Regions from separate parts of the Homo sapiens genome. Here region 1 is linked to region 2. The links are chromatin contacts, found by Hi-C or POLR2A ChIA-PET in ENCODE. All regions are on one chromosome and are shown on one strand. Each heading gives the region's core, a stretch centred on a gene start or an enhancer-like site at or near the end of the contact. The rest is flanking DNA. Distances are from core to core; before and after follow the strand shown. Region 1 holds the start of ZNF143-AS1 (ZNF143 antisense RNA 1). Region 2 holds the start of RRM1 (ribonucleotide reductase catalytic subunit M1).

Evidence for each region. A loop is a pair of places that touch in the nucleus more often than their neighbours do. ChIA-PET counts read pairs that join two places held with the same protein, here RNA polymerase II (POLR2A). Pooled maps may share reads with other maps.
Region 1: a loop to region 2 is called in a pooled map, with 10 times the contacts of the local background. The contact joins the promoter of ZNF143-AS1 here to the promoter of RRM1 in region 2. A Hi-C loop is called at or near these places in 6 of 50 pooled maps. POLR2A ChIA-PET finds 5 or more read pairs at or near these places in 2 of 52 experiments (HEK293 and activated CD4-positive, alpha-beta T cell).

What each region holds. Positions count from the first base shown.
Region 1 is chr11:9,459,248-9,461,947 of GRCh38, forward strand. It overlaps ZNF143-AS1 (ZNF143 antisense RNA 1), which reads right to left and starts at 1,451. Exons shown (of 1, transcript NR_036539.1): 1 at 309-1,451. ZNF143 (zinc finger protein 143) reads left to right here and starts at 1,765. Exons shown (of 16, transcript NM_003442.6): 1 at 1,765-1,829. RefSeq lists enhancers at 134-769, 969-1,048, 1,139-1,238, 1,299-1,378 and a silencer at 2,149-2,358.
Region 2 is chr11:4,093,359-4,096,058 of GRCh38, forward strand. RRM1 (ribonucleotide reductase catalytic subunit M1) reads left to right here and starts at 1,441. Exons shown (of 19, transcript NM_001033.5): 1 at 1,441-1,673. The coding sequence starts at 1,655. RefSeq lists enhancers at 1,071-1,140, 1,201-1,670.

The sequences.
Region 1 (2,700 bases), core at 201-2,700, 5.4 Mb after region 2:
GTGGCTCACGCCTGTAATCCCAGTACTTTGGTAGGCTGAGGTGGGCGGATTACGCGGTCAGGAGTTTCAGACCAGCCTGGCCAACATGGTGAAACCCCGTCTCTACTAAAAACAGAAAAATTAGCCGGGCGTGATGGTGGGCGCCTGTAGTCCCAGCTACTCAGGAGGTTGAGGCAGGAGAAATCGCTTGAACCTGGGAGGCGGAGGTTGCAGTGAGCTGAGATCGTGCCACTGCATTGCAGTCTGGGCTACAGGGCGAGACTCCGTCTCAAAAAACAAACAAACAAACAAAAAACAGTAATCCGAACTGATTTAAACTTCTTTATTAACAGAATATATGTTCAAACAAAGCTTAAAGTCCCATTTTCTTTCCATTGGCGTCTAGGCCCCTATTACTCAACTATCCGTTGGTTAGGGCCTGCACCTCAAGGTAGGCTTAATTGTAAATCAAAATATTTACTATCCACACTTAGAGGGCTATCTGTAACATCGTTTTTATTTATCCCCGTCCATTCGATAATCGTCTGAAATGCAAGACATTAAGTTGAACATCATCCAGCTTTCTCCCTGTTTTTCTAAGCGCGATCCAAATCTGTTACAACAGGGTAGTCTCTCATTCTCTTGGTAGCTCAATTCTACCCCCTGGCCGACTTAAGAAATTTTGAGTCTAATACACCCACCTCATCTTTAGTCGGCCTGGTGCGCCAACGCAAATTTGTACTGAGTACCTTCGGAACTGACTAGTAAGTATATCCAAAGGTTTAGAAAGGGCTGGGTTAAGAGCTACAAGAAGCATTAACCGCAACGGCCACAACTAATTTGTATCCATTCTTAGTAACTTTAGGGAACCAGACTGAATGCTTCTCCCACCCTTTTGACTTTCCTTTATTAGTTCGCAACACAAGAACATACAAAAGACCGTAGCGACAACCATTTCTGACGCCTTCAACTTTTAAATCCAAATTACGTGAAACCACAAAGCATCAGTGGTGTCTCCCCGAGGAATCCAAGACCCCCCGGCCGGTTGCCAAGCCGCCGGAATTTCAGCAGGAGAGGAAGGCTCACCCTCCCACCGCATGGCGATGCCCGGGAGACTGGAGAAGCTCAGGCAGGCTTGGAAGCCAATCCCCGGCATACAGCAGCTCTCGGGAATGCAGAGCCCTAGAGCAAGACCAAGGGCCTCGGCCGACACTGAGAGCCTCCAGGGAGAGGTCAGGTCTCTCTTTCTGTCCTATTTCTCCCTTCGACTTCCCTCCCAGCAGGCTGCTATTGAGCATTCAGCAATCGCCAGACAAAGCCCTTCTGGTCTGCAGAACGCACTCCGGCAAGCCCACCGGGAGAACCAAAGCCGCCTCCTCGCCCCTGTGGGGAAAATGGCGCTCGTCACCCCGGCTCCCTCCCGGGTAATCACAAGGACCAGCCTCCCTCCCTCGCTACAAAATGGCGCCTCCCGCTGGGGCCCCAGAATCGGTATGACTCGCTAGTCAGTGAGGCGGGGTCCGTCTGGGATAAGCGGTTATGTCAACCAGTCAGACACAGGAGCTTTGATTCTGCACTTTGCGCGAGCCACTCAGGGGCGGGCTGTAAAGTCAGGCTTGGCTGACGTCAGTTGAGTGGGCGCGGCTAGGGCGGTTTTCTTTCGCGTCGACCAAACGTGGGCCAATGGAAAACCGGAAGCGTCCTGTGAGTGATGTAATGACAGCCCAATGGAAGCTGGGGGCGGGCCTCAGACACACTATGCGGGTTGCGGGGCCTGGGGGCCGGACGGCTGTTTCCTGTCCTGGTGCATGGTGGTCGGACGAAGGAATTGTTGGAAAATTTTCTCGGAGGTTCGTATATAAATGTGTTTTTACCCAGTGTGCATTATTCTCCGCCTGGCCGCCGCCCTCAGCGCGGCGGCGCGGGCCCGCTTGGGCCCGGGCTCCGGCTCCCGCTGCTCAGCCTCCGCCGCAGGCCTTGCCGATTTTATGGGCCGGCCGCGGTAGCGGCGTCTGGGCAGAAGCGGAGTTTATTAATAACCCGCGGCCGCCACTCTAGGCGGCGGAGCTTTTTTCGTTGAGGACTCAACTCCCCCCAGCTTGTCTCTGAGCGATGCGCCCCGCCTGTTTCCCTCAGGGGACCGCCAAGGGGAGGGAGTGAAAGAGGGGAGGGTGGAGCCCTCGGGAGCCTTGGCCGCGTTTCTCGGCCTGACCTCCGCGCAGAGCGAGTCCCCAGGCGCCGCCGAGGCAGAGTTCCGCCGCCTGGGACGCCGGGCCCACGGGCCACACCAGGCCGCAGCGGGGGCGCCGGGGACAGGGCTGGCCCAGGCCCTCCCAGGACCTGCCGGTCTCACCTAGCGCTTGCTTCCCATGCGTATCGTGGGCAGATTGTTTCCCCCTCACCCTTTCTTCTATTAAAAAAAAAAAAAGGTTACTGAGGTCTAACATCGGATATTAGAAATTTACAATTTTATCCTCCCTTTTCTCCAGTTTTGGCCAAAAGAGTGAACAAATTCTTATAAGTCTCTTTGAAACGTATTATTGTGGAACGCGAACTAGTTTTTATTCCTTCCCCTTTTGCTTTGGACATTTGTTTTTTCCACATAATAACGAAGTTAAAAAGAGGAAAGAAGAATACCATTGCCAGCCCATTATTTGTTTAAAATCAGCGTCAGCCTTTGCTTTGGAAGTGTCTAAATCAGCTGATATAATCAAGTGAGAA
Region 2 (2,700 bases), core at 191-2,690:
TAAATGTGAATTTCAGATAAACAGTTTTTAAAGTATAATTTTCTCTCATGCAGTATCTGGGACACATTTTTATTTGCTAAATTGGGAAACCCTATGTCTGGGTAAACTTGACCCTATCTATCCTATAACTTCACTTACGACTTTTAAAAAACATATCTATTTAATTTTTCTTTCTTTTTTTTTGTTTTTTTTGAGACGGCGTCTCACTCTCTTGCCTAGGCTAGGGTGCAATGGCGCGATCTTGGCTCACTGCAACCTCTGCCTCCAGCGTTCAAGCGATTCTTCTGCCTCAGCCTCCTGAGTAGCTGGGATTACAGGCGCGTGCTACCATGCCTGGCTACTTTTTGTATTTTTAGCAGCGGGGGGGTTTCACCACGTTGGTTAGGCTGGTCTCGAACTCCTGACCTCGTGATCTGCCCGCCTTGGCCTCCCATAGTGCTGGGATTACAGGAGTGAAGCACCGCGCTGGCCTACTTTTTCTATTTTTTGTAGAAATGGGGTCTCACTATGTTGCCCAGGCTTATCTCAACACCTGGCCTCACATGATGCTCCCGCCTTAGCCTCCCAAAATGCTGCAATTACAGGCTCACTTACGACTTTCCATGATTTTTGAAATTACTTCACAGGGAGCCTGGGCAGCTTCTGGAGGGCAGTGAGAAACCAACGAAAAGGCTTTAGGGAAAAGATGCCACAGATGAAATTTCATAAAGATCGCTTTGGGTAGCCCAAATCAGAAGCTTCTACACCAGCCTTACATATTACGGTTCTCATCTATTCTTATTCTCCACTCTAAGTCACCAAGTCCATCCTACCTCCACAAGGCAAATACCCTGTCTCTGCCACCATCCACTGAAGAACCCTAAAAGCAAATGGGTACTGACCCTGCCCTGCTTAAAATTCTCTCAGGGCTCTGATTTGCGTCAGGATAAAATCCAAACGCCATCGGCCTTGCGCGGTTTTCTTCCAGTTCCAGAGTGTCAGTCCTCTGGCCGATCTAAAAGCCCTGGGGCTCCAAGCTGCCCACGGCTGTGGAGCCTGGGCTGGAGCCCACAGCGGACGGCAGTGTTAGTATTATTATAATAAATGTCAGAGCAAGAAAAACGTTCCCGCCGGTTAGGTTTTGTTATTTCAAAAATAAATTAACCGCCTTTCCTCCGGCGGAGACGCGCAGGTGAGAGGGCGGCGCCTGACCCAGCGGGCTCTAGGTGCTACGCCAGGGCCCCGAGGGTCCCGAACTCGGCTTGCCCACACAAAACATGGTAGCAGGAGAGCAGCATTTCCGCCGGGCATGTCCATATCCAATGGGGCCCATGGGAGAGGCGTAGTCTTCTGGGTCTTGCCCAGACTCAACATGGCGGCTACACGTCGCCTGTCAGTCTGTGAAGCCTACCCCGGGCGTGGGCCGCAGCGTCGAGTAACGTCATTCGAACCCCGTCGCGCCCCTTTGTGCGTCACGGGTGGCGGGCGCGGGAAGGGGATTTGGATTGTTGCGCCTCTGCTCTGAAGAAAGTGCTGTCTGGCTCCAACTCCAGTTCTTTCCCCTGAGCAGCGCCTGGAACCTAACCCTTCCCACTCTGTCACCTTCTCGATCCCGCCGGCGCTTTAGAGCCGCAGTCCAGTCTTGGATCCTTCAGAGCCTCAGCCACTAGCTGCGATGCATGTGATCAAGCGAGGTGAGGGGGGGACGAGGTGGGCGAGAAGGAAGGTGAGGGGATGCGGGCTGCCGCCGCCGGAGCTGATGCCCAGACCGCCCGCCCGCCTTCGCTGCTTCCCGCCTTTCCCGCATTTCCCGCCGCGGCCTTCCGCCCTGTCAGCCCGCTCGGCCTTCTGTCTTCAGTCAGCCTGCCCCGAACCTCCTTCGGGCCTTCAGGCTGCGCCCCCTCGGCTTTGTCATCCTGCCGCCTTTCAAAAGGATAACACTTACCCCGTATCGAGTAGTGACTGCGTACGCCGAGCACTTGCCAGGCACTATTTTATTCCTCCCTGCAAGCCTCTGAGAGATGATTAGCTTATTACAGATGAGGAAACTGACGCTCAGAGCGAGGTGTCGCCGACTGACCCAAAGTCACCCATAGGTGACAATACGGTTTGATTTGAAAACCGTGGGGTTGGTGAGCTGTCTTAGGCACAGGGTCGGGGGGCAGCTAGGAAAGAAGGAGGGGGCCTCTCTACCCTCCGTAGGCACTTGTCAGTTTACTGATCTCTTTTGTGGGGTGAGGATAGGAGTGTGGCGTGGAAAAAACAGATCCCAGACAGACAGCACCCTCGAGTTCCTTTCCCTTCATGGGAAGAGATGCTGAATCAGAGAAGGGTGGCTGAGACATCTTCTGACAAGATGGGGACTGGGAAGAGTCAGGAACTCGTATTCTTTCTCAACAGTTCTTTTTCATTAGACTTGCCAAGTGCCCGCTTTGTGCCCAGCCCTTTGCTTGGCTTTGTGAGATTGTAGGAGGAGACAGTCCCTGCCTTGGGAACAGGCTTCATCGGGTTGGAAAAACAAGAGCAACATACTTTTAACAACCGCATGAGATACGTATGAACAAGTTTTGAGTTGAACCTACTTGCCTTTGTTAAAGCAATACAATGATTTCAAAATTGTAGGCACTTAGTAAATACTGGTTAATCGACTGGTTGTTTCTATTTTGTCCTCTAGGCTGTGAACATTTCAAAGATGGAGACTTGTTTGAGACAGAGTCTTGC